Regions from separate parts of the Homo sapiens genome. Here region 2 is linked to region 1. Evidence: read pairs that join two places in POLR2A ChIA-PET (ENCODE). Cell type or tissue: endothelial cell of umbilical vein. All regions are shown on one strand. Each heading gives the region's core, and the rest is flanking DNA. Links, peaks and the distances in the headings are about the cores only. Region 1 overlaps PARVA (parvin alpha). Region 2 has its middle 14 kb from the start of PARVA.

The links. ChIA-PET counts read pairs that join two places held together with the same protein. Peaks named below come from ENCODE experiments on the same cell type or tissue, not always from the same donor. Only the 100,000 strongest peaks of a DNase experiment are listed, where the experiment ranks them.
Region 2: POLR2A ChIA-PET joins it to region 1 with 5 read pairs; 3 of 35 experiments call an interaction of 5 or more read pairs at or near these places.

What each region holds. Positions count from the first base shown.
Region 1 is chr11:12,505,057-12,513,394 of GRCh38, reverse strand. It overlaps PARVA (parvin alpha), which reads right to left. Exons shown (of 13, transcript NM_018222.5): 7 at 4,753-4,811; 8 at 1,862-1,881; 9 at 35-96. Among named protein-coding and RNA genes, the nearest start is that of PARVA, 130 kb to the right of the region's middle. In endothelial cell of umbilical vein, for the core only: no CTCF peak of the experiment used is centred there; a DNase peak (open chromatin) is centred at 4,774; H3K27ac peaks cover 262 bases.
Region 2 is chr11:12,359,747-12,368,084 of GRCh38, reverse strand. It overlaps a transcript of MICAL2 not described here. Among named protein-coding and RNA genes, the nearest start is that of PARVA, 14 kb to the left of the region's middle. RefSeq lists enhancers at 1,549-1,843, 1,307-1,879. In endothelial cell of umbilical vein, for the core only: no CTCF peak of the experiment used is centred there; no DNase peak of the experiment used is centred there; H3K27me3 peaks cover 1,382 bases.

The DNA.
Region 1 (8,338 bases), core at 54-8,053:
TTCCCTCTGTCCATCCCAGGCACCCCTTTCCCACCTTTTTCACCACATTCAGCTTGTCTGGGGCATGGTCGAACAAGGTGTCAAAGGCATCACGTTCTGAAAAAGAGGGAAACACAATGTGGAGCACAAGAGCTGATCCCTGGCAGGGAAGCCCACCTTGGGTCCCAGAGCCACGCGCCTCTCAAGGTCACAAGGTCAACTACCGATGGGAAGCCTCTGGGGTATAGACTGTGCCGGGAACTCTGGAATGTGATTTGGGGCTAAGATTTGGGGTGATTCTCACCCTGGGAGCCTGTGTCTGTGTCCGTGCATGTGTACATTATTGGATTGGGGCAGGCTCAGGGCTCTTTTAGGTAGTGTGACCCGGGATTAGTCATTTCCCTTCATTGTATTCCATTATATCCTAACGTAGCTATTGTTCAGGTGTTTCTGAACCTCTGTAGAGGGAGAATGTTATCCAAATATTAAATAATTTCACCCCCCAATTTTCAAAAACAGGAGACCCATGACAAACAAGCTGGCAGAGGGCACAGAGAAGAGGGCTGGGAGCCAGGGAGCTCCAGGATGGGATATGAGCTCTTCCTCTTAAGTGATCTAGGCCACTTCAACTCTTTGTGCCTTAGTTTCCTCTTCTATAAAATGTCATTTTAAAAATAACCCTCCCTCAGGTTTGTCATGAGGATGAAGTGTGAGAACAAGCATGTGCGTGCTCTGTAAACTCTGACATGTTCTCCTGAAGTGAATAATTTTTAGCATGATTGAAATATTTCAAAATATTACCCACAGTAAATATCAGGATCATAGAAAATAGCAAAGCCATGCTCCCTGCAGGGATTCTCCTTGCTGCAGCCTCCGTGTTCTCAGAACTGAGAGGTGACACAGTGGAAGGGATCTGACTCAGGAAAGGAGAAGGGTCTCCAAGGTGAACCTGGGGCTGGGAGGGTGCGAGGCCCTGAGGCCTGCCTTTTCCAACTCTGGCACCAGTGGGTAAATCTGAGACTACCAGGAAGGGGATGGTGATCCCTAACATTCATGGACTTCATAAACAAACAAACCCAGTCGTGATAAATGGAAGAGATAAGAGCTGTGATGAGGGAAGAAAGAGAAGACAGTCTCTAGAAGGACAGAGTGGGGACAGGGGACAGTCCTTGTGTTCATGCATGTCTTCCTTTATTTCCACGAGACAATTAGAGCAGAACTGCCCTGAAAATGCCCAGGACCCATCCAGACACCTCGGGCAAGCTAATGAATCTTTCTGGGCTACAGGTCTCTCATCTCTAAAATGAGGATAATTACAGTAAATATTTCAGTGGGATGTTATGAGCATTAGATGATTTAATACCTAGAAATATTTTAGCATACTTCCTAGGACATAGTAAATGCTCAAAACGTTTTTTTCTGAGGACACTTTTGGTTCTTTTTGATTGTTGTTTATCCATCTGCACACCTATCACCCACTAAATAAGCACTTGCAAGTAGTGCACTGGCAAGAATAATAAACTCGGAGTTAAGTGCTGGATAAACCAAGATCATAATCTCCTCCTTCACCCTTGGGCTGTGGGGTCCCAGGGGGTGTAATCGTGGCTTCATGTGTTTACTGTGAACATCAATAGCTACAAAAGTGCTTTGTAAATGGCAAGGTCAATGATGGCCTGATAACTTTCAAGACAACTGTGCAGGTGTAGGTAGTCTTCTTCCCGCCAGTAAGCTGTCCCTCCCAACCCAATTGGCCATGTCACCCAGGCTGGTGAAGACGTATATCCAGGTGACAAGCTGAGAGCCTGTTCCTCCCAGCTGCTGCGGAATTAACTAAAGCCCCAGTGCAGCCACCAGTGCCAGAGGACAATCTTATGTGACTTACCATGCCTCCCGGAAAGAGCCCTGGAGGAAAAAGAGAAAGAAAATAGTGTGACTCTTCTCTTGTCCCTTATAAGAGGCCAGTCCTCTGAAAGGACACTCCATCACTGCTGGAAGCCCACCCCATGCTGCCTGCCACCCACCTGCCCTTGGTTGAGGAGCTCAAAAAGCCTCCTTCCATTGGCATTTTATTCTGCACGGCCTCCAATTATTGAGACTTTACCACATTACCACCCATTTTCCCCCCAGTTACACCCATATAGTGGTGTAATGCAAAGCCTGGCATAGTGATGCCTAAAGGATCACTTTTTGCCTTAAATAAAGTCATATTATTGCCTGCAGTTAAAGAATATTGGACTCAGGGGCTGAAGATTTCCAACCAGAAAATCTTAGAATTCTTACGAGTGAGCTCAAGCAACCCCTCAATGCAGAATTTTACTGCCTAGGTTGCTGTGGGCAGGTCAGCTTTGTCTCTCTCCTGTCCACCCTGTAGTACCCACCAAGATGTACCTGCCATTGACCCAGGGTAGGTTTTCTCAAAGAGTGCAGGAACTGGAACCACACTCATAGCAGAGAAGCAGCATAGTATCAAGAGCACAAGCTTTAAAGACACATCATTGAGGTTTAAATTGCACTGAGTGATTTTTTTGCTGTGTGACTGATATGGTTTGGCTGTGTCCCTCCCCAAATCTCAACTTGAACTGTATCTCCCAGAATTCCTACGTGTTGTGGGAGGGACCCAGGGGGAGGTAATTGAATCATGGGGACTGGTCTTTCCCATACTATTCTCATGATAATGAATAATTCTCATGAGATCCCATGGGTTTATCAGGATTTCCTCTTTTGCTTCTTCCTCATTTTCTCTGCCACCACCATGTAAGAAGAGCCTTTTGCCTCCTGCCATGATTCTGAGGCCTCCCCGGCCATGTGGAACTGTAAGTCCAGTTAAACCATTTTTCACCATTTTTCATTCCCAGTTTTGGGTATGTCTTTATCAGAAGTGTGGAAAAAAAACTCATACAGTGACTTTGGGCAAGCTAATGAACCTTTCTGGGCACCAGGTCTCTCATCTCTAAAATGAAGATAATTATGGTAAATACTTAAATCAGATGTTGTGATTATTAAATGATTTAATATCTAGAAATATTTTAGCATAATTCCTAGTATGTAGTAAATGCTCAAAACACTTTTTTCCAAATACACTTTTGGTTCTCATAATGATTATTATATTGGTTTATCCATCAGCACACCTGTCACCCACTAAGTGAGCACTTGCAAGTAGTGCACTGGAAAGAATAATGAACTTGGAGTTAAGTGCTGGATAAACCAAGGGCACAGTCTCCTTCCTCACCCTTGGGCTGTGGGGTTTTAGGGGGTGTAATCATGGCTTCATGTGTTTACTATCAATATCAATAGATAGGAAAGTGTCCCATAAATTGTACTGTGTTGTCATTATTAGGACATTGCATCCATGTTTATGTCTTTGTGGCAGAGAGAGGGACCATAGAAAGCATAACATGCATCCGAGAGATTGTTCAATAATCTGAAACTTCACACTCCCTGGTTTGGGAGTTTCTCCCAGGCCATGCTCCTCTCTGCTCTGTCGTCTTCTTTCCCAGAGGTGAAATAGTGGGCACAGGCAAGCCCAGCATAGGGGAGGGGTGGTGGGCGGTGGGACAGTGAGGAATTCTCCTTTCCCAACAGGCCTGGCTCCTCCCATCCCTCACAGAACCAAGGCCAAGGTGTGCCCTATAGATCAGTTGACCCTTCAGCTACCAAGACTGGCCTCTGAGGTGATACAGAGGCTGCTTGATGGGGTCTCTATAGGCCATAAACAGGGCATCTTGGGAAAGGCCACTTTACATCTCTGGCCCCTAGTCTCGGCCTGGAATGCCCACGCCCCTTAGTCCTTGTTAAGCCATGTACACAATGTGATCTAGACGGGCAGTGCCCCAGACTCCTGTCAGTCATGGCTGGGCAGAGGGCAGGAACCTCCTAGAGACTGGATGGGCTTGGCAGGTACGGGTCAGCTGTGCTGGAGAAAAGATGGAACAGCAGCTACAGAGGGCAAGGGAACGAAGTCACAGCTGTGACCACAGTAAATCTTTCCTACCTCTCTGGGTGGGGCAACTGAGGTCAGAGAGGTTAAGGGACTCACCTGGTGAGTAAGTGGCAGAGCCTGTATTTGAACTCAAGTTGGGTTGGCTTAGCAGCCTCTGCTCTTTGCACTATGCTGCTCTTGTTCAAGGGGGACTCAGAGAAAAGTCTGGGGAGCAGGGAATGCTGAAAGCTAACTGCCTGACTTTGCATGGGGCCAGGGTGCAGTTCTCGGGATCACAAACTCACCCCACACTATGAATTTTTTTTCTGCTTGAGGAGAAAACTCCTGTTCCCCATGGCAAAATTTTGATAGGTTCTGATATCCCAATTTCTAAAAATAAATGAAAAAAAAAAAAAAAAAACCACCCCAAACCAAAAGACAAATCTAAGGTAGAGAGGCTTTCTGGGTCATGGCACATGCCCAAATCAGATTCAGAAAAGGAAGAAAAACGTCCTTTTGAAGGTTAACAATTTAAATTCAACCCAGTGTTTATGGCATGACGATTTCATGCTGGGTTGGCTTTTTTTGGGCACACTTTTTCCTGGAGTGGCACAAAATTAGAAGTTTTCAATCACTGCTAATTCCGTCTCCCTACTTCCCCACCCAAGTTTGTACCTTAAGCATTGAGAGGCATGTTTTGAATGCATGGAAAAGGCTAAACTATAATCATTGGCTGAAGTCTAATCCCTCCTGCAATCCCAATAAATGAAAACTAAATATCAGCAAATGGATGAATTTCAGAGAAACATCTGTGTTCCATTACAGAATCGCTGGCAACAATGGTGTTGACATACTCTGTGTTACCAGTTATTTCCTCTTGGATTTGCCGAGACTGGAGGATTCCTTCTCGTTTCTGAAATGGGGGTGGGGAAAGGGGTTGGGAGGAGAAGAGAAAACTATGCTTTAGAAAAATACAGAAACACTGATGAGCATTCCTGATAATGAGAAAGTTACTGGTGTTTAAGAAATGCACCCAAGATAAGATAATGCTGGAAGTGAAAGGAGGTCCTGATTTTCAGGGACTGGACTGAACCATTAGGACGCAAGTGCAATTAGTGTTTAGTCCAAACAAGTAGGCTGTTTCTTGGATGGTGAATCTTTCCTTTCTTTATTGGAAGACATGCTGCTGGAAGCAAACTGTTTGCCTCCTGGAGTAATCCACAATAAACCAAATGGAAATGAAGGCCAGGGTGTGTCTGCCCTCCAGCTGGGGCCACAGAGGGAAGCTGAGAAACACATTTAACTGGGGGGCTGGGTGGAGGAACTGAGGCCAACTAGGAATTCAGACAAGAGGCAGAGGGTTTTTTTTTTTGGTTTTTTTTTTTTTTTTTTTTTTTAACTGATAAATATGGGAGCTTTTAAATAAGTAGTAAGTCCTCACTCAGGTAACTAGCTTATTCTCTGAGAAAAGGTTAAGCATGTTAGAAACTCGTCCGTCCGTCCGTCCATCCATCCATCCATCCATCTGTCCACACTTCTCCCATCAACTTATCCTCTTTCTTGTTTATTTCATTAATCAGTGCCCTCTATGTACAAGGCCCTGTGCTGGAGTTAGAACAAATACTATGGAGTATATGATATAGTTTCTGCCCTTGAGGAGCTAAAGTCAATCGGGATAGAAGAAGTAGACACCTGAGAATGGTTTCCCCAAAACAGTCCTGGTTTATCCCTGATGTCCCAGCATATTAGTAAGATTCCCTTTCATCTCAAAAGTGTTATGAATAATAGATTACGTGGTCACCCTCGGCAGAAAGTGCTGAATGCAGGCCAGGAGCAAGCACTTTTAGCTAGAATGGTCAGAGAAACCTTCCAAGGGGAGGGGGCCCTGGAGCTGGACACTGAGAAGGGGTTATTTCAATGGGAGGAATGGCCCCAGCCAAGAGGCAGAGGCAGGACGCACAAATGTGTTCCAGAGGCCATCCAGGGGAGGGCAGCTGCCATCAGTCAGGGGGCAGCTCTGAGTGCCAGTTTGGAGGGTTTAAAAAGCACTGTGTGGGCATGGGAGCTGACGAAGGAGGTAATGTTGGGGTGCAGGAAGACTTTCTGATGGGTGTGAGGAGGGAGATTCATTCTACTACGTCCCTCCACCACCAGCACCAGACACCTGGAGGATGCTGTGACATAGCAAGCGATTGACCAAGCAAATGCATCTTCCCCAAGGCTGAGATGAGCGTGAAGAAGGAAGGAGCCTCTGAACTTGGGTGGCTCATCTGAGCCCTGCCTTCTCGAGCCTCCTGCCCAAAGTTCCACAGAACCCAGAGTCCTTGCAAAATACTTTTACAGAAGAAAGGAAGAACTGGATAAGACCAAGAGTCTATCTGGCTTAGATTAAGAATGGACTAATCAAAACAAAAAAGGAGGTAAAAGAAAAAAAAAAATCTATCATTTAAAGAGGACCAGGTGAAGATAAATCAGGACTTCTTTCCACATGCAGTTTCAACACAGGCTGTGTTTTCATGTGGGGTTAATGGAATCTGTGTCCTTGTCCTGCATGGCCATTCATAGACGTAAAACCTCATCTCCAACTTTCTGCAAAATTAAATGCTTCTGCATAGAATGGAAAAGAAATCTGGGTTCAATAACCCCTCACACAGCATCCTGATTCACCTCCACCCATTATTTGTTCCCTAAAGAGTTCTCCCTGTGGTTCAGTCTGTGACTCACCACCAATTCTGAGTCTTGCTTCTGTGCCTGTTCAACTTGATAAAGCAAAAACACCCCATAAAACCTGATGTGCATTAATGCCATTTTATGGAACATGTCCTCTTTTCTCCCTCATGCTAACAAAACAGCCTACAGGAGAAATTAAACTGACAACAGGCTTCTGATGGCCTATAATTGAGCTCAAAATAAGGCAGGAGACACAGGCTTGCAATGACCACTGTTTCAAAATAGAAGCCCCCTCTCTCCTGCTCACATTTTCAGTCATCATTCAGTCTGTAGTAATTCCAGCAGGCAGATTTTATTATTTCTGTTAGAGGGCTGTTTATTCTAGCTGATAAGAAAAGTCTTAAGATGTTCAACAAATTCATGCACAAAGAACTGGACTGGATTTGTCACAAAAGAGAAGATAAAGAAGGGCAATTTACATAAAAGTATTTATCTCCTCTAGTGATAAGAGAGCTATTATAAATGAATATAACAGCAGTATGTTTACTTATGAAAATAATTTTTAAAAATTTCAATGTTAGTGATATGTGGTCACTTTTAAAGTACTCTTTCATGAACTGTTTCAGGAACCATGATTAAAAAAAAACAGACTATATTTTCCAGAGCAGTCTGAGGTTCACAGCAAAATTGAGAGGAAGGTACAGACATTTCCAGAGATTTCCTATATATTCCCTGCCCTGACACATACTTGTCCTCACCCACTTTCAATATCCTACACCAGAATGATACACTTTTAACAACCGATGAGCTTATAATTGATACTGTCACTATCACCCAAAGTCTATAACTGACATTAGGGTTCACTCTTGGTGCTGTCCATTCTATGGATTTTGACAAATGTATAGTGACATGTACCTAAAAATCCTCTGTGCTCCCACCTATGGGGACGATGTCCACCTATTCATCTCTGCCTCCCTAATTGTAGTTTTTAAAAACATAAAGAATTGCATTCACACATCATTGATTGGTAAAAATAACATGACAGAGATGACCTGGACTCACTAGGAAGATGCTTGAACCAGAGTAGTCTGAGTTGGCCACATATCCATAGCAGACATAAAATGCTTAGTGCCATGTTTGAGACAAGTGAAGAGCTCAATAACGAGGACATTTAGGACCTTTTGGCCAGTGGCACTCGGTATCTGAGCCACACACATTCCCATTTCCTATGAGCCCTCTCTGCTTCTTACTTGTAGTCCTATCTCCTCAGCAGGCAGGGCCGAGGTGTCATATTCCTGTTATACCTTCTTAATGCTTAGTGGAGTTAAGTACCCAGAGGTGTGGAATAAATAGTTTTTCACTGGGGGACAACTGATCAGTTGATTAGGAGGACCATTTCCTTGTCTCCTCCTGTTGACAGCTGATCCTTGGAAGTTCAACTCAAAGTCCTTTTGTCTTGGAAACTGGCCTGGTCTGACAGGGCAAAGTCTACCAGCCCTCAAGGCTTTTTCTTATCAAGGGATGGCAGAGCCACTGTTATCATTCCCTATTCCAGAGCCTGGATCGCCAGGGAGCTGCTTAGATGGAGAGCTCTCCTTTGCTGCATGTTTATTTGGAAAAGAACAGGAACAAGCAAACAAAAGGATGACCTTTTGCTAAATGGGTATAAAGTTGGAAAATAAAATTGAATTTGGGTATTTAATGGGGTTAGGAGCGGAGTGAGATAGTCACAGGGAGAGAGCACACCCTCATTGTGGAAATTACACAGCC
Region 2 (8,338 bases), core at 105-8,104, 150 kb after region 1:
TTGAATTTGATCTTGTAATTATGATGTTAGCTGGTTATTTTGCCCATTAATTGATGCAGTTTCTTTGTAGTGTCAATGGTCTTTACCATTTGGGATGTTTTTGCAGTGGCTGGTACCGATTGTTTCTTTGCATGTTTAGTGCTTCCTTCAGGAGCTCTTATAAGGCAGGCTTGGTGGTGACAAAAATCTCTCAGCATTTGCTTGTCTGTAAAGGGTTTTATTTCTCCTTCACTTATGAAGCTTAGTTTGGCTGGATATGAGATTCTGGGTTGAAAATTCTTTTCTTTAAGAATGTTGAATATTGGCCCCTACTCTCTTCTGGCTTGTAGTGTTCCTGCCGAGAGATCTGCTGTTAGTCTGATTGGCCTCCCTTTGTGGGTAACCTGACCTTTCTCTCTGGCTGCCCTTAACATTTTTTCCTTCAATTCAACCTTGGTGAATCTGACAATTATGTGTCTTGGGGTTGCTCTTCTCGAGGAGTATCTTTGTGGTATTCTCTGCATTTCCTGAATTTGAATGTTGGCCTGCCTTGCTAGGTTAGGGAAGTTCTCCTGGATAATATCCTGAAGAATGTTTTCTAACTTGGTTCCATTCTCCCCATCACTTTCTGGTACACCAATCAAACGTATATTTGGTCTATTCAAATATTCCCATATTTCTTGGAGGCTTTGTTTGTTTCTTTTCACTCTTTTCTCTCTAATCTTGTCTTTTTGCTTTATTTCATTAATTTGATCTTCAATCACCGATATCCTTTCTTCCACTTAATCGAATTGGCTATCGAAGCTTGTGCAGGCATCATGAAGTTCTTGTGCCATGGTTTTCAGCTCCATCAGGTCATTTAAGGTCTTCTCTACACTGTTTACTCTAGTTAGTCATTTGTCTAACCTTTTTTCAAGGTTTTTAGCTTCCTTGCGATGGTTTGGAATATGCTCCTTTAGCTCGGAGAAGTTTGTTATTACCGACCTTCTGAGGCCTACTTCTGTCAACTCATCAAACTCATTCTCTGTCCAGTTTTGTTCTGCTGCTGGCGAGGAGCTGTGATCATTTGGAGGAGAAGAGGCACTCTGTTTTTTGGAATTCTCAGCTTTTCTGCTCTGGCTTCTCCCCATCTTTGTGGTTTTTGATCTTTGATGTTGGTGACCTACAGATGGGGTTTTGGTGTGGATGTCCTTTTTGTTGATATTGATGCTATTCCTTTCTGTTTGTTAGTTTTCTAACAGTCAGACCCCTCAGCTGCAGGTCTGTTGGAGTTTGCTGGAGGTCCACTCCAGATGCTGTTCGCCTGGGTATCACCAGCGGAAGCTGCAGAACAGCAAGTATTGCTACCTGATCCTTCCTCTGGAAGCTTCATCCCAGAGGGGCACCCGCCTGATTGAGGTGTCTGTTGGCCCCTACTGGGAGATGTTTCCCAGTCAGGCTACACGGGGGTCAGGAACCCACTTGAGGAGGCAGTCTGTCCGTTCTCGAAACTCGAACACCATGCTGAGAGAACCACTGCCCTCTTCAGAACTGTCAGACTGGGATGTTTAAGTCTGCAGAAGCTGTCTGCTGCCTTTTGTTCTATTATGCCCTGCCCCAGAGGTGGAATCTACAGAGGCAGTAGGCCTTGCTGAGCCGCAGTGGGCTCCACCCAATTCGTGCTTCCTGGCCTCTTTGTTTACACTGTGAGCTACTCAAGCCTCAGCAGTGGCAGTCGCCCCTCCCCCCGCCAATCTGCAGCATCGCAGGTCGATCTCAGACTGCTGTGCTAGCAGTGAGCAAGGCTCCGTGGGCGTGGGACCCACTAAGCCAGGCATGGGAGGGTATCTCCTGGTCTGCCAGTTGCTAAGACTGTGGAGAAAGCGCAGTATTTGGTCAGGAGTGTACAGTTTCTCCAGGTACAGTCTGCCATGGCTTCCCTTGGCTAGGAAAGGGAAGTCCCCTGACCCCTTGCACTTCCTGGGTGAGGCGATGCCCTGCCCTGCTTCAGCTCGCCCTCCATGGGCTGCATCCACTGTCCAACCAGTCCCAATGAGAGGAACCAGATACCTCAGTTTGAAATGCAAGAATCACCTGTCTTCTGTATCGATCTCGCTAGGAGCTGCAAACCGGAGCTGTTCTTATTTGGCCATCTTAAAAGCGCCCTTTTTTCTTTTTTTTTTTTTAGACTGAGTCTCACTCTGTTGCCCAGGCTGGAGTGCAGTGGCATGATCTTGGCTCACTGCAAACTCTGCCTCCTGGGTTCAAGCAATTCTCCTGCTTCAGCCTCCTGAGTAGCTGGGATTACAGGCGCATGCCACCAAGTCTGGCTAATTTTTGTATTTTTAGTAGAGACAGGGTTTCACCATGTTGGTCAGGCTGGTCTCAAACTCCTGACTTCGTTATCTGCCTGCCTTGGCCTCCCAAAATGCTGGGATTACCAGCATGAGCCACTGGGCCCGGCCAAGCTATTAGTATGTCATTTGAGACTCATACATGATATTATCATCACCACCATTTTATGGACAAGTAATTCAAAACCCAGAATTTAAATTATGGGCTAGAGATCACATGTAGCCAATAATTGAGAGACTAATATTAGCAAACCGAATCCAGCAGCACATCAAAAAGCTTATCCACCATGAGAAAAATTATTAATAGTTGATCCAAACAAGAGGAAATACTGAAGTGAATGGCAGAAGGAAAATCATCCCAAGTGAGGGTAAGTATATGGGTAAGCATAAAAGCCTATTCGCTATACACAACAACATAAATAATACAGGATTTAAAAACTAAATCAAAATAAAATACACAAAAGCAGAAGCATTCAAATCGGGAAGTGAATAAATGGAGTTAAGTGTTTTAAGATCCAGGCATTGTCTGGGAAGAAGTAAAAGTAGCAAGTTCTATTGGACTCTGATAAATCAAGGATCATGTTGTAATCTCTAGGGTAACCATTAAAGGAATAATAAAATAGTAACTATAAGTACCAAGATAATGGAACGAAAATTGGAGTCTAGGTGCTCCATTCAGATTTCATAAATTACATGTGATCTGTATCTGTCATATAGAAGGAAGCTTTTCTTTTGTATTCTGTTATCTATTTATTTTACTGGGTTGCTTTTTATTGAATAGCTTAAAAACCCAGGATAGAGGTAAACCAATCATATCAAAGCAAATTAAGGCAAAATTCAAGCCCAAAGTGGCTTTCACTAGGAAAAGATATTCTTCCTAAATGTGAAGGCCATCTGTTATGGGTTGAATTTTGTCCCCTAAAAAAGATACGTTGAAGGTGTAACACCCAGTACTTCAGAATGGGATCCTGGAAGTAGGGTCATTGCCAATGTAATTAGTTGCTAAAAATTGTATTTAGGTCATACTGGAATATGGTGGGCACCTAATCCAATGAGACTTGTATCTTTATGGGAAGAAGAAAATTTGGACACAGATATGCACAGAGGGAATGTGATGCAAAGATACAGGAAGAAGATGGCCATTGGAGTGATGCAGCCACATGCCAAGGGATGCCTGGGACTTCCAGAAGGTGGAGGAGGCGACAAAGAATCCTCCCCTAGAGTCTCAGAGGGAACATGGCTCAGCAGACACCTTAACTTTGGATTTCTAGCCTCCAGGACTGGGAGATAATAAATTTCTGCTGTTTTAAACCTGCTGTACTTTGTAACAGCAGCCCTAGGAGACTCTCACTCTTCCAGATCACACTGACCTCGGAAAGCATTGGGGAGAGGAAAATCAAGAACTTGGTGTCATCTCAGTGGCCTGGGACATGAACCACATACCATCTAAGGGACAAAATGGCATCCCCTGCAGATCAAGATGAGGGTTTTACAAAAGCTCTGGATCCCAACCAATAGTCAGAGTTATTTGACTGCAGCAAAGCAGGAGGGGGAAGAGAGAAGCCAGCCAGAGCCTCTTGAGGATCTCTTTGATCACTGCAAGCAAGATGTGCTCTTAGGATGAAAGGAATGCGTGAGAAATGAAATGTCTGTGGAGTGGGGGTCTTAAGGGACAAGCCTCATTGCATGTCCCCCTTGGGAACTCTGGAATATTAGTGGTGGCCTTTGAAGGTCAGCCTGCCGGTGAGCATGTCCTCCAGGAATTCTACCTGTCTGGGTGAAGGCTGTCCAGGTGGCAGGGATGGAGTGGGAGAATAGGAATTCTCTTGGTGGGCAGGGAAGTCACAGGACAGGAGGAAGTTGGACAACCTCAGCCTTAGTTGGTAACATGGTAGACTGAGGGCAGGGCTGTTTTTGAGGACCACACAGGATGATGCCACTCAAATCGCCTCTGATTCAGCCATGGGGGAATGAGTCCAAAGTTCTTTGAGACAGATGACCTGCTCACCTACCCTTCAGGGGTAATAATGAACTACAGACAGTGGTGGAGAGATTTTCTCACCTCAGCATGATAGCTGAGGGCCAGCTGCAGAAGTGAAGCCCTAAAATCAGTAGTTCCTCCTTGGGTAATCAAACAGAGGAATGAATAACACACAGGTAAACAAGAGCACAGCAATGCTTTTAAGGGCAGAAAGCAGCAGGTGTGAGCCAATGCAGACTCAGCCAGGCAAGGGGGAATACCTGGGGCCCCAGTGATTGTACTGGTGTGTGGTCCATGTCCCAGGCCACTGAGATTATACCCATGGTCTTGATTTTCCTCTCCCCAATTCTTTCCTAGGTCAGTGTGATCTGGAGGAGTGAGAGACCCCGCTTCCATCTTTCTTGGGGGGAGATATTATAGCTATTCATACGTTGGATGTTTCCTCTTAGGGAGGAAGGTTAGAAGTATTATGTCTAACAATGAAATGGAACCAAATCACCAAGGCCAGATGTTGTCTGCTGGAAACACTAAAGGGTATACTTGAAGGAGTATTGGCCAAAGAGCTGTGCAAGGGGCTGGACATCTGGTCAGCAGAGGGCAGTCCAAAGAGATGGTCCCCAAAGAGATTCCACGAGCACTCTAGTGAGTCAGATGAAATCAGAGAGGTGACAGAGTTCTGGGGAGTGAGTTTCCTGGCCTAGTTCACCTGGTAGGTGAGAAGAGCTGAGTTCACAGTAGCTGTTACCATTATCAGGGTCAGAGGGGCTGGGGGAAGGGTGCTGTGATGTTTGGTTTTGCTTTCTTTTATTTCTAAGTGAACTGGGAGAGGGAGTGAGCATGAAATTAGAAAGTGTGCCCTGAAGGCTCAGAGACGGTGAGTTGCAGCAATGGCTGAGAGTCTGCAGCTCTGTGAGTATGAGGATGTCAGCTGAGCCCCAAGGAAAAACTTGCAAAGTGCCATCAGAGGTGGCTGTTGCTTGGAGCTCTTCACTCCCCACATTAGTGCTGGTAAAACAGGAGCTCTCATCTGCAGTTATGTATATTTGTTGTTGATGCTCAATGGAAAAATAAATCCTTTCAAATATTTGATCAGCAGACAAAAGCTTTCAAACAAATGGGGCACCTTCGTGTGGAATGATGGGAGCTCCTGGGACTCATGGGTTGATTACTGTGATGTGGCAATTCTGGTGTACCCTGCACTCATAGTTTAAGAATATGCATGTGCTGGGGTTAAGAAAAGAGGTAATAAGAACAAACTAAAAGAATGTGACTTGAAGGAAGAGGCTAGATCTGCGCAGAAGGAAACGTTCCTGTTGAGCGAATTAAATACAAAACCAGGTGAGAGAAAGGTGAGAGAAAGGGAGGGGCTGGGACTACCATAAGCCTCATCCCTCCCCTTCCCCAGCCTTGAAAACAGCTTTCTTTGTTGAAGGAATACACCTGAGGTGAGCCTTCTTCGCTTCTCCTCCCATTCAAATCCAATTTGCTGGTCAGGTAAGTCCTTCTAGATGCCCCATGGTAATAAAATCTCCCAGGTTAATTAACAGACTCCCACACAAAATCAAAGCCTTGCCCAGGCTCTTTCACTGAGAACAAATAAATGAAATGGATGCTGCCCTCAGAGGTGCCAGACCAAGCCCACATGAAAATGTTTTGATTCCTGAGACACAAAACCATTTATTTTTGGTTCATTTCAGTATCTATAGCAGTGCACAAATAACACATTTCCATCCACATGAATAGTTCCCAATTGTTGGAGCAAATTAATCTTTTACAAGCTACTCAGCAGTGAGGTTAGAAGATAAACAGTAGATGAAATCGTACACTTTCCCCTGTATGTGAACTTTCTTATTACAATAAACTCCTACATTTGAGCTCACCACATCCAATGACTGCCCCTCTCTGTTCATGTGGCGGCCCCGGCTGCCCCCTGCCACCTCTGCCCTGCTGAGGTAGTTCTCTGATCAGCCACCTGGGTGGGGCATGCTGCCATTTTCAGTTTGGAAGGAAAAGCCTGTAAATCTGCTTCCTGGGAAGAGAGACACTGCTGAATTGTCATTTGCCTCCAGAATGCAGAAAACATCAATTTCATTGCAGCTCATCAGGGTTGGAAACACCTGCCACTTCCTTTCTCGGTTGCAATTAACATGGTGCATCTTGGCATTGATTGATTCCAAGCAGCCTAACACTGCCAAAGTCAAGGTTTAAATGAACAGTACAACCTGAGATGATTTTTCACAGTTTTAGAAATACAAACTTATTTTTACTGCCCAAGAAGCCCTGTGATAGTGGGGGATATTCTTTATGCTTGAGATAAACGTGAGTAGAATAGGTTGATGCTTATAATAAAAATAGCTTTTCATCTTTGTATTTGGGGATGGTACCTATTTCTTGATCTTTGTATTTATTTGGAGGTGGAGTTAAGGACTAATATTCTTTCTGTATCTCAGCATCTGGCACAGGGCTGCAGAACCCCATGGGCATTCAGAGGATGTTAAATAAATAGACCAATAAATCAATGGTTTGGGAGAGCAAGCTTAAGAAATGTCCTCTTGGCCCAACTTAGGTACAATTCTGACCTTATAACTATCATAAACACTTTGATTTAACTTAGAAGCTGTGTGAGACTGACTGTGAAATATGACCTGAGGCTGGGCTTTCTGTCCCATTCAGAGTCCTATATAGTTTGGCCTTGATCACATTCACTAGTGCCCTTTTATGGGGCACTGCAGACTCTGTGTGTTTTCATCATAATCCTACTCATATTGCATACAAAGAAACTGTCTTCAAAATGTATAGTATTTTACATTTTGAGAGTCTTAGAATGCTCTCTCTTGTAAATAAGGAATGGAATCATTTTAGATAGTTCAACAGACACAATATTTGTGTCCATTGGAAATGTTGAAATGGTTTTTATGTACTAGTGAAACAGAAAGGCCAGTGTATATAGAAAACTGTTAAGGATGAAGTTTACGTTTTAACTTGGCCAGATAAAACTGAGCCATAAACCACAGAGCACAGCCTGTGAAAGCAAGTGAACAAATTGCTTCTCTCATCTATTAACAGAATACTAGGGGCCAAACCACCTTCTCTCTTGGCCCTCTTGGGAGATTCATCCTTTAGGATGGAAATATAACAAATTAAAATAAGTGGCAATTAATTCTTTTGCACAATAACAACTCAAACATGACACGCTTGAACATCATCTGTTAAGTGTATGCAGGCATCAAAGGATGCACTTTTATGCAACTGACAGAAAAGACTGGGGCCTGAATATTGCTGCATATTCTAGAATGAAAACTGAAGTTATAAATCTTTTTCTTATAATGAGTTGATATTCTTGTGCATCCATAATCTTACCTCTAAATGCCTGATAGCTGAAATCTTTAATACTATACAACTCACTGCCCCAAACATCTGGGTTATTTGTATATTAAATAGCTTATGTACCAATTTCTTAGTGCTAATAGGTCTTCTCCAAATTATAACACCTGAAAACCTGAATTATGAGGAAATGATATTATCAATTCTCACCAATACACAAATAAATAAAAATAGATAAATATCCAGAAGTGGTACAGTTTTCATAGGTAGGCAGGTAGGTAGGTGCCTCCTCATATTGCCTAATAATAGAATTCAGGCCCTGGAAGACCTGATTCTTATTTTTTTTTTAAAAAAAAAAAGGAAGGAAGGAAAGAAAAGGAAAAAGAACTGCAACCTTTGGAACTTGCTATAACATAGAAAGATTGTGCTTAAATGTAACCCAAAGCATTGGCTGACTCAGAGGAAATCCAGTTATACATCTAATTTCTGGCTTGTGAGCTGGCCAGATTGGTGCGTGCAGAGAGCGTCTCTGACAGAAGTGGTTTATGGATTGATTTGAGAGAAATTTGGTCTCCAGTCAGAGCCAACTGTTGCAGAGCACCTTTTGTCTAATGACACATTTAAACACTTGCCGAAATGAGAGCGGCCAAATACACAACCAAGAGTTCTTTAGTGTTTCTCTTATCGATAATAGACTAAATCTTCAAAGAATCCGAGCAAA